Regions from separate parts of the Homo sapiens genome. Here region 1 is linked to region 2. The links are chromatin contacts, found by Hi-C in ENCODE. All regions are on one chromosome and are shown on one strand. Each heading gives the region's core, a stretch centred on a gene start or an enhancer-like site at or near the end of the contact. The rest is flanking DNA. Distances are from core to core; before and after follow the strand shown. Region 1 has its middle 110 kb from the start of REEP3. Region 2 holds the start of CCDC6 (coiled-coil domain containing 6).

Evidence for each region. Hi-C counts contacts between places; a loop is a spot of excess contacts on that map. Pooled maps may share reads with other maps.
Region 1: a loop to region 2 is called in a pooled map, with 21 times the contacts of the local background. The contact joins the enhancer-like site here to the promoter of CCDC6 in region 2. A Hi-C loop is called at or near these places in 5 of 50 pooled maps.

Annotation. Positions count from the first base shown.
Region 1 is chr10:63,625,472-63,631,065 of GRCh38, forward strand. No RefSeq gene overlaps it. Among named protein-coding and RNA genes, the nearest start is that of REEP3, 110 kb to the left of the region's middle. RefSeq lists enhancers at 3,545-3,754, 4,145-4,324, 4,335-4,384 and a silencer at 4,855-5,184. Within about 2 kb of position 4,345, at least 41 of the 41 ENCODE cell types and tissues checked have a DNase peak (open chromatin) inside an H3K27ac peak, as active enhancers do.
Region 2 is chr10:59,904,498-59,909,426 of GRCh38, forward strand. It overlaps CCDC6 (coiled-coil domain containing 6), which reads right to left and starts at 2,059. Exons shown (of 9, transcript NM_005436.5): 1 at 1,625-2,059. The coding sequence starts at 1,927. RefSeq lists enhancers at 772-1,001, 3,694-4,487 and silencers at 1,522-1,801, 1,832-2,171, 2,354-2,648.

The DNA.
Region 1 (5,594 bases), core at 3,095-5,594, 3.7 Mb after region 2:
TTAAGAGAGAAAAAGGCAAGCGTGTTATTTTGGCATTATGTGCAAATCAAATCAGCATCTATTTTTTTTTTAATTCAAAAATATCCACTGATTACCTGCTTCTTATGAGAGCACTGTTAGGTTTCTGCACAATGCTTATATCCAAGTAAAGTAGCATAGAATTAATTTAAGGGAAACAATTCTTGCTCTTAATAAAATGAATTCACCATTACCAACCAAATCAATGTTTGGATTATTTGAGTATTATTTATTCTAGAATTTATTCTTGGCTATTGAATAATTCATGTGGTTCTCTCAGAGCAGTTTTTGTTTTTTAATTATTGGTTCCCTTCCCCTACCTCTTACATCCAATACATTGGTAAATTGTTTTGGCTGTCTTATCTCCAGAATACATCCTGAATCTGACCATCTCACTCTTGAAACCTTACTACATTTTCAGTAGCCTTGCAAATTTTTCAAGGTGACTTTTAACCTTGAGTCCCTTAGGACTGCCACAGTTTCTTATATTTTCAACCGGTGCCTTGGGGAATACTCATAAAAAGAAAGTTGTGAAGGGAGAGAACAGGATCAGATGCTTTTGCACATCAGTCTTGTGTTTTTCTCTTCCAATCACTGTTTAATGCTGAGATTTGGAAAAGATGCGTGAGGAGAGTTAATGAAGCCAGGTTAGAATATCTGGCTGAATTCTAATGTGTTTTGACAGGATGTTAAACTACTGGGAAACATGGGGTATATGTGGGCATTTCCCCCATGGCAATGCTAAGCATAATTTAAGTCACTCTCAATTTGAGGGCTACAATAGATATGGTAGTGCTAAGAGTCAATAGTAAGTACCTGAATTAGTCAAGGTTCTCCAAAGAAAAAGAACAAATAAGATATGTAGAGAAAGATTTATTTCAAGGGATTGACTGGTGATTGTGGACACTGGCAAGTTCAAAATCTACAGGGTGGGCCAATACACCAGAGACCCAAGGAAGAGCTGATGTTTCAAGTACAAAGGTAATTCTGCTGGTAGAATTCTCCCTTCACCGTTGGATGAGGCTCATCCACATTATGGAGAGTAATCTGTTTTACTCAAAGTCTACTGACTTAAACACTAATTACATCTAGAAAATACCTTTACAGCCACATAGACTACTGTTTGATCAAATGCCTGGGTACCATGGCCTAGCCAAATTTGACACATAAAATTAACTATCACAGTATCCTTAAAATTAAATTCCAAAAGCTAGGCGTGGTGGCTCACGCCTGTAATCCTAGCACTTTGGGAGGCCAAGGTGAGTGGGTCACTCGAGGCCAGGAGTTCAATACCAGCCTGGGCAACATGGCAAAACCCCATCTCTATGAAAAAATACAAAAATTAGCTGGGTGTCGTGGCGCATGCCCATATTCCCAGCTAATTGGGGGGCTAAGCTGGGAGGATTGCTTAAACCTTGGGAGGTCAAAGCTGCAGTGAGCTGAGATTGTGCTGCACTCCAGCCTGGGTGACAAAGTGAGACCTTGTCTCAAAAAAAAAAAATTCCAAAAGAAACTCCACTTCAAAATATAAAGTCATAAATTCAGTATGTAGAAATTATAAATATTTTATTAATTTATCTTGTAACGAAAGGGGATGTTGTAGCACGTGATGTATTTGGAAGAAGAATTAATACTTTATAAGGCTTGTGATGCCCCTTACATTCAGTTGTGATAACCAACAGTAGTATATGTTTGTTTTCACACTTTGCGAAGAGGCATCATCCCGATTTTACAAATACGCAGAGACTCACTAGTGACCAACCTGTGACCGGGTGCAGTGGCTCATGCCTGTAATCCCAACACTTTGGGAGGGTGAGGCGGGCGGATCACTTGAGCACAGTTGGAGACCAGCCTGGGCAACATGGCAAAACCCCATCTCTATAAAAAATACAAAAATTAGCTGGACGTGGTGGCTGGCGCACACCTGTAGTCCCAGCTATTTGCGGGGCTGAGGCAAGAGGATCGCTTGAGCCCGGGAAATTGAGGCTACAATGAGCTGTGATTGCACCACCACACTTCAGCCTAGGTGACACAGTGAGATGCTGTCTCAAAAACAAAAACAAAAAACAGTGACCAACCTACGACCCAAGCAACCGCAATGTTTGTGACTTCGGACTCTGTTGTTAATTACGTCACAGTTGGTTGTCTTAGAGATCACAGAATACTTGGAAAGTTAACATGGAAATGATTCCTTCCATACATGTATTATATAATACAAAAGTTTCAGATTATCAGAATGTTAAATGAAGTAAAGTTGTTAAGTCATTGGAAGTTAATGGATTTGGTTTCAAGAGTAGCTTTAGTACAGAGAGAAAGGATGCTTTTAAAGTGAATAGAAAAAAATGAAGACAAATAATTTACTATCAGTTATGGACTAAGACAAACAGGAAGAATCTGAAGAGAGGATGCAGCTGAAACAGGAGGAGTATCCTCTCAGGAAGTGCTTTCCTTCCTTCCTCTCCTTTCCACCAACATTTGTTCCACGGCTTCCTCTCTTCAAACCACACCTTGTAAACCCTTTTATGTGCTCTGTTCACAACAAGAATTTCATGTGCTGTTCCATACTGGGTTTTAACTAATAAAATGCACACACACACACACAAAAGGCTAAATGCCTTTTTACACAGGAGATTAACTTTATTCAGTCTTTAAGCTGAAAGCAAGTACAGTTAGGATATATAGCAGGCGACAGTTTCCATATGTTCTAGGAAAGTGGAGCTGTATTATTTATAGTTTACAACATGTTGTATAAAATTAAAGCTAGCAAGGGGGCTCCCAGGGAGGTAAATTAAACAAAGAAGGGAAGACTTAGAGAACTCTATTTTGCTATAATCAGAGAACATGCCTATAAGAAAGCACTAAAAAAAATAATATTTAACATTAAACAATATGCAAAAGTACTTGGGGTGTTTACAATAGCTTAAATTCTAAAATTAAAAAGGACATTGAAGACTGAGAAGGGGAAAAACACCTTAATTTTGTAATCTTAATAGAAAGAAAAATGTGTCCTAAAAGCAGGAGTAAATAAATGTCATTAAAAAGGTGTATCTTCCAAAGTGCAAAGACACGTTACAAGAAATCAGGTTGCTCTTTGACCCACCAGTCTCAAAGCACATTAGACTGCAGCAAGTAATAATTGCTTCCTCATTTAGATTAGACAATGAGTGCTCTCTGCAAGCTGCTCTCCTCTAAATAGATTGTAGAGAGTAATTGAAACAAGTTATATGGGGAAGTGGAGTGACCGATTCCTCAAAGTGTGGGAGCAGAGCTATGGTAACCTCTTGAGCCTGGCCTTCATCCTGTTCCTATTTAGGGAATCCGCGGGGCAGCCAGTGTTGAGTGCAGTCTGCAGTTCGCCGGCTTTATTGTTCAGACTTGAAGAGAAGGTCACATGCCCTCTTTGACAGAGAGGTTTATGGGCTCTCTCTAATTAGCAGCACCCTCCACCAGACAGACTGTTGGCCACTTTCCAAGAACGGGACTTGGTAGCGGCCACTGATGAAGGAGAAAACAAGGTTATTTACCCTGCGACTGTAATTCTTGGCACAAATTCTCCCTTTACACTCAGACACGTTTTTTCTTTTGTTCCAACTTGCCTTTGGAATCCTGATTAGGGCGTTAAGAGAGGGAAATGCAGCTATATATTTAGTGGTGTAAGCAACCCATATGTTGGCCTTAGATACTTTTGACTATTCTAAGACCTCATACCAAAAGAGAGAAAGAAAAAGGAAAACGAAAAGGGCAGCGTAGTCGAGCGTTGCTTGCAAATGTAACTGCTTAAGCACATGCCCACACACAACTCCAGAAAAGGAAGTTTAATTTGCAACATCTATAAAATAACGACAGTTGTATGGTAGGACACAGAAATCCCAGCGGTAAAGTGTGATTGGGCTTAGCTATTATTGGAGTGTTAAAAGAGTACCGGGAATATATTTGGCTTGTCCTGTTCTGTCAGTTCTGTAGGCCGGTGGATTAAGCTGATAGAAATGCTTTTTGGTTGATTTAAACCAGATGCTCCGACTATTTTTGTCCCGTTTGCAGGCGCAGAAGCTCTGCATAAGGCAATACTGCCCCCCTCGGCCGACCGCCAACTGCAAGGCGTAGGAGACTGCTCTCCACTAGCCACCTCGGCCATAAAACCCTTTCAAGTCCCTATTATTATTCCAGGCACATTCCAAGGGGATTGAGTCACAGAGTTCACTTGGCTTTTCTCCTGCCCTGAACTGCCTGTACCAGGTGGAATACGACTCTCAACTTCAAATATGGAATCCAAAAGCAGTCAAAGAGCGCTTTAGAGCAAGCCCCAGATGCGAACTCTACTGCCACTTCTCCCCCTCCCCCAACTGGGGTTTGCTGGCTGCGCAGCTGTAGTCCCACGCCAGCACTAAGGTCGCCTGGTCGACAAATGAGGGTTTTCTTTGGGGCATCCTGTAGAGCTGTCCTATTTTCTCTACCACTTTGAGAAGCCCCAAGGGCTGCTTGGCGGCGAGGCACAGACTGGGCTGAAAACTTTTCCGTTGGGCAGTGCGTCCCGGAGACCCAGGAGGCCCAGGCCGGGAGCCCAGGGGGCTGGAGGTTCTGCTGGCTTTTAAGTCTGCTAGGAGGGAAAACTCCCAGCCCCTCCCACGCGTCCTCCCAGACTCGCCGGCCGCCTGCCCCGGGCGGGGAACGCGCACATCTGGCGGCCCAGGAGCCACATCTGATGCACTAACCCCCGCACCCAGATGTCCAAGAGGCCGGGGGAGTCAAAGAACGCCAGGGGCGGGGCGACCGCGGCTGCGGCTCCTCCCTCGGGCAGAGGGAGTCCAGATGCGAGGGACGCCCTCCAGAGCCGAGCTGGGCCGGCCGGGCAGCTAGGGTGCTGGGAGGTTGCGGTGCAGGGTGGGTGGGTGCAGTGAGGCTGGAGCCACGCTGGGGGGGCTGGGCTGGCGGGGGGAGGCTGGAGCCGCGCCGGGGAGAGGGAGGCGGCGGTTGGGTGCTGGAGGGCGCTGGTGCCGTGCCAGTGGGCGGTGGCGCCTTACGCCACCCGCCCCACCCCCGTCACCGTGCCCGCCCCACTGCGTGGGATTTTACAACCTAGGTCCCCGGGAGGTGGTGGTGGAGGGAGGGGCGGCGGGGACGTTTCCGGGGCGGGGGAGGGGCGCACTGCTCCAGAACTGGACCGAGGGCGGGGCTCCCCTCTGCTTCTCCCCTCTGTTCCAGCGCTGAGACGCAGGCCTTTCCTGGCGCGAAGCGACTCGCCCCGGAGCTCCCCTGCACCGTCCTGGGTGTCAGGACGCGTCAACCCAGATGACCCGACCCGGAGATCCTGGATCCTCTGCCCTCTTCCCCCTACCAAGTCCTTAACCGGAGAGGGAGGAGCTACCAATGTCCTCCAGACGTTCTCCAAAGCCCGAGCTGCCGGGAGAAGCTTGCTCAAGGCGGGTGCGCCCCTCAGACGTTTGTTTGCACGCAGGGGTTTTGACGTTTCGCTAAGCAACAGCGTTTGCCAGGGAATCAGGGCTGTTTCGAAGAGCTTGCGTCTATTTGATGCTCCCATCTTGAACAAATCGTTTCCATTCGATTTGTTTAACCAA
Region 2 (4,929 bases), core at 809-3,308:
AGACTAACCCTCTCATTTACTAACTCAAACCTTAAACTGCCTCCAACAACTTCCCTCTCTTCTTAACCCCCACTCAGCAAAGACATCTCTGTCAGCGAAGAAAGCTGCATAGGAGGCTTGGAAGTGGCTGCCTCTGCAAATTCCCCGCCCCCCACCTTCCTACCAAAAGGGCACTTCAAGAACTTTACCATCTCACATGAAAGTTGCTCCAATTCCATTCTCCAAAATTGGATTTGAGCATGAAAAGTTTCTTTTTACAATCAACTGCTATTTAGGCTACTGATCACACTTAACTTGCAACTTGCTTTCTACACAAATTAAGAATGCCATCTAGTTCTCATGTATGAGCCAGCACTGGGGGTGTACACACGCGTGCGCACACATATACACAGCCTCCTCCACCGAAGGCATTTCCTGGCACAAGGGGCATCCTAAACTTGCTCCATTTCCAAGGTGTGACCCTCTATCCCCAAATTCATCCCTTTTTCTTCATTTCAAAGTTCAGCCTAATCCGCTATTTTGCAGCAGCTATGGCCATTTATCCCCCTTGATTTCTTGACATCATCTTCTCTGCTTCTGGCTGGGGAACTTTTGATTTGAATACAGTTGTCTGTGTGGGGATCCTTCATGTTAATGATGTGGTGAGCTGGCAGGGATGATAGGTGAGAGTACACAGTGTACTTTTTCTAGTTACGTTTCGCCTCATCACTGCTATAGGGGCCTTTCTAAACGCCTGCCACACCAGGAGAGAGACCTACAGACCCAAGCTTACCCGTTTCTGGGCAGCCTCCAGGGGACAGGTAGAAACAGAACAGATGGCCTGTTCTCCAGTATCTAGACTCAGAAGCAAGATACTTCTAACCACTCCACGAATGAAGCAAACACACGTACCTCTGGCTCAGCCAGGGAGTCACAGTCACTACCCTTCCCCTGGTTTCGGCCCCAGCCCTGTCCAGGCGTGGATGCTGCACTCTCCTCGCTGTAAACCGTCCACCCTCCCAACCCAAAGCAAAGAGCTTCCAACAGAGGTGGGAGCATTAGCGCCGTACCCGCCCTTCCCTCTCGATCCCGGCCAGAAAACTCCACTTCCCGGATTCCCGGCCACTCTCTCCCGCCCCCTCCCCGGGCGATCCAGCTAGCGCAGTCCAGATGCCAGCTTAGTGCCCAGTCCAGCTGCGAACCCCCACACTCCGAGCCAGGACCCAGTAAGAGATCCCAGCTTCCTCCCTCTTCCAGGACTGGGGTTCCCCAGATTCTGGACGCACCCCTCAAACATGCTAGGGCTGAAAAAAGTCCTACCCCGCCCCCCAGCCACGCCGCCAGCCTCCAGCCCAGCCCCGGAGGGGCCTCCTCTCCAGAGGCTAAAAGGGACCATGAATGGTTGCCACAGTAGCCTTCCCCCGCACCGCGCAAGGGTCCTCAGACCCCCGAGGAGGACAGACCCGCGTGGCCCCGAAGGGATACCTCCCTCTCCTCCCGGAAGCCAGCAGGTCCCCGCAGGGAGTGTGCTCTCAGAGGGTCCCCGGGAATCTGGGGAAGACTTGGGGGGTGGCTGGATTCGGGTGCAGCCCCTCCCGGGGCGGGCGGAGGTCGGCGCTGCGGCGCGTCCCCGGGGGGCACTCACGATGGTCACGCTGGCTTTGCGCAGGTCGCGGTTCTCCTCCTGCAGTGCCTTGCACTTCAGTTTGTAGGTCTCCAGCTCTATCTTCAGCACCTTGTTCTCTTGCTGCAGCGAGGCCAGGCGGTTGGTGAGCTCCTCCAGGCGGAACGGCGAGATGACAATGCCCCCCGACTTCCCACCGCCGCCGCCTCCCCCGCCGCCACCGCCGCCGCCCGAGGTCGACGAGCAGGACGACTGCATGGCGGCCGAGCTGCTGCTGTTGCCCCCCGCCCCGTCCGTGTCGCTCTCGCTGGCGCTGTCCGCCATGGCCGCGGCGGGCTGGGGAAAGGAGGAGGAGCAGCAGGGAGGCGGCGGCGACGAAGGCCGGGCTGCGAATGAGTGGGCGCCGGGCGAGCACAGGGGAGCGCCGAGCTGAGCGCCTGGCACCAGGGCGCAGACTCGGAGCGGCGGCGAGAGAAAGAGAGGGCGCTTCCCGCTGCCAAGGGACCTCCTCTGCCAGAGAACAGAGACCCCGCCCGGGCTTGGGCAGTATTGCACTGGGGCTCGCTCCAGCCGGGCTGGGCGCGCTCCCTAGGCCGCCCAGCAAAGCTGGCTGAAAGCTCCGGGACCCGCCCGCCGCCGTCTGGTGACCACGGGCGGGCTGGGAACGCGCAGGCACTGCGGGTGCGGGAAAGCCAAGGACTGCCCCCGCACCACCAGCTCGCCAGCCACACGTGTTCCAAGGGAGGGCCTCCGAGCCCCCTGATCTAAGCCCACGGCCGCCCAGCCTCTTCCGGGCTCGCGCCCGCCCCGAGAAAAAGGAAACCTGATGCCCCACCAGCCTCGCAGGTGCCGGGGACACGTGGAAAGGTCAGCCGGGCTCCGGCACCCATCCTCTACCGTGTTGTGGCCCCATCTTCCGCCGACTGTGTGTGCGCGTGTCTCCCTCTATCTGTTTCACACATACACGCAGTTTTATATTCTCAAAAGCAAGGTGTTTTTGACTAGGAAGGCTTGGATAAACCTAAGAGAACAAAGTTCCTCTACAAGAGGCCGAGGAGGATGAAACAACAGCAGCCACAGGTTAACCTTGTTAAGTAAGAATTTGCAGGAGAGACACACATCTCCTTTAATAACCTCATAAACCACACTGCGCTCAATTGTTTAAACAAGGTGCAACTGTTTTTTTCTTTTTCTCTTTGCATTTTGCAAACATTTCCAGCACATGTCTCGTAGTAGGATTAAGACAGTAACATTTACCTAATGAAGAAAAAAAAAAAGGAAGGCGAAACACTTTTAGTAGAAGATTGAAACACCTCTTTAAGTGCCAATTTTCCAAAGTAACTGCGGACATAACATTATGCTATACAAATAGTAATGATTGAGTGGGAGTGCAACATCACCCGTCTTTGCTATCCTCTTGCTCACTCCTAGAAAACTTTAGCATGTAAAAATAAAACAGTAATTACTGTAATGCGGTCTAATTCATGGTTCTAGCTTTGCAGTTTAAGAAATTAAAAATCAAAAACTTTTATTCCCCCTTCCTCTTCCCAAAGAAAGGCTTGCAGGAAATTGGCCCAGCAGGTGAGATGATTCTAAACACTTTGCCCTGTTGACACAAAACAGCTTTCACTTATGTATAAAAATTGGAAAGTGAAACTGACCAGACTAGTTTTATTACCCACGCTTAGTTAACATTACAACAAACACATGGTAATAGAAAATAGAAAAAAAAGTGTAATTTTTTTTTCTGTTGGGTTGAACTTTCTGAAAGATTTCTAAAGTGTTAGGAAGAAAGAAGAATGATTCTTATTCCCACTCCCTCATTATCTTTAAACCTAAATTTGATCTCATGATTAAACGGTGATTCAATGGCTCTTGGAAACTGGCACCTCAGAATAAACTCGAAAACACCAAGTGTTCCAAATGACATCATCTTTCACCAAGATGGCTGCTTTTAGCAAACAGCTTAAATGCCAACAGCAACTAAACCCCAGTTTCTCCCAGGTATTTTTTAGCTTAGTGCTGGAGGGCTTCTGAACTCTGTCACTGTTTGTATAGCAGGAGGGAGGAAATGCTTGGCTTTGCTCTTGAGAAACATATAGGCAATCTAAATCATTCTGTTACAAGTGATCCAGTTTAATTTGCACTGAAACTTAGTTCTCTCACTTTTTTGGGATCTAGTACATGAGACAATGAGTTAAATTGGAAACGGATTCTGGAAAGCTCACTTGAGGGTTGAAATGGAAGAGTAAAGCTAGCAGGGAGAAGCACCACAGGGGGAAACAGATTTAACAACATTCTTTCCCCTTTATTCAGCACTGTGATCGAATCTTAAGAGTAGGTCTGGCTGCCATACCTCACAAGTTTCTATTGCTCCCTATTCCATATTATCTTAAAGCTTCCACTTTTAGAGCTTATTGCAACAGGAACATTCCTTCCAGGCAGAGCAGGGGGCAAATTAACTCTCTCTTAGCGTCACCACAAAACTAACCGCCTTGGAAAGGCGGACTCACACTGCTTCAAGTCAGCAGAGGGGTGGAGTTTGAAGCGCCTGGTTTTCTTAAAGGGCCCAAGTCATGGTTAAGCTTAAGAATGTAGTGGCCTTCAGTGGAATTTGGAGGAAATTTGCATTTTGACATGGGACTTGTAGGTAGTAATCGTGGTTAGAAGACTTTAGGGAGAAAGCCATCTTCTAAAGCTTCCCTGCTGATACAGATGGGAATAAACTGGAGAATATTTTTTCACCGCGGTTTTTATTGTTATTGCAAAGCAGAAGCGTGTCTAATTTTCTACTTCTTGTAAAAGTGATTTCCCTTATAAACAGATCATTTATCACAACACTGGTTCCGTAATAGCATTACAATGGAAACACCAGTTACAAAACCAATAATATCATTATAAAATTCCTTCTCAGCTTTCTAGGGGAAATGAATCACAAGAACAAATGGTAGTATGTGCTGCCTGGAGGAAGAAGGGACAGATTTAGGTAATCACCTCCTTTGGAGAAATAATGAAATTTAGCTTTGCCCTCAATTTAAGCTGCAAAAACACATGAACAAAGGAAAAGAATACCTTGTAGTCTAACTGCAAGGCGCAACATCAAGATTTTTATTTGTCTAGTGCCATTTTTGCAAATCACTTACTCTATGGCCTTGGAACTTTAGTGTTTACAACAATAAAATAAAATAATAATGGCATAAATCATAGAGCAATTTTGTTAATTTTTAATATATATAAACAAATTGCTGTACATATCCAGTTACATTAATGTCAGATCTGAGTAATTTTATTCAAATTCTAAATGGATTTAGTTGTTGCAGGACCCA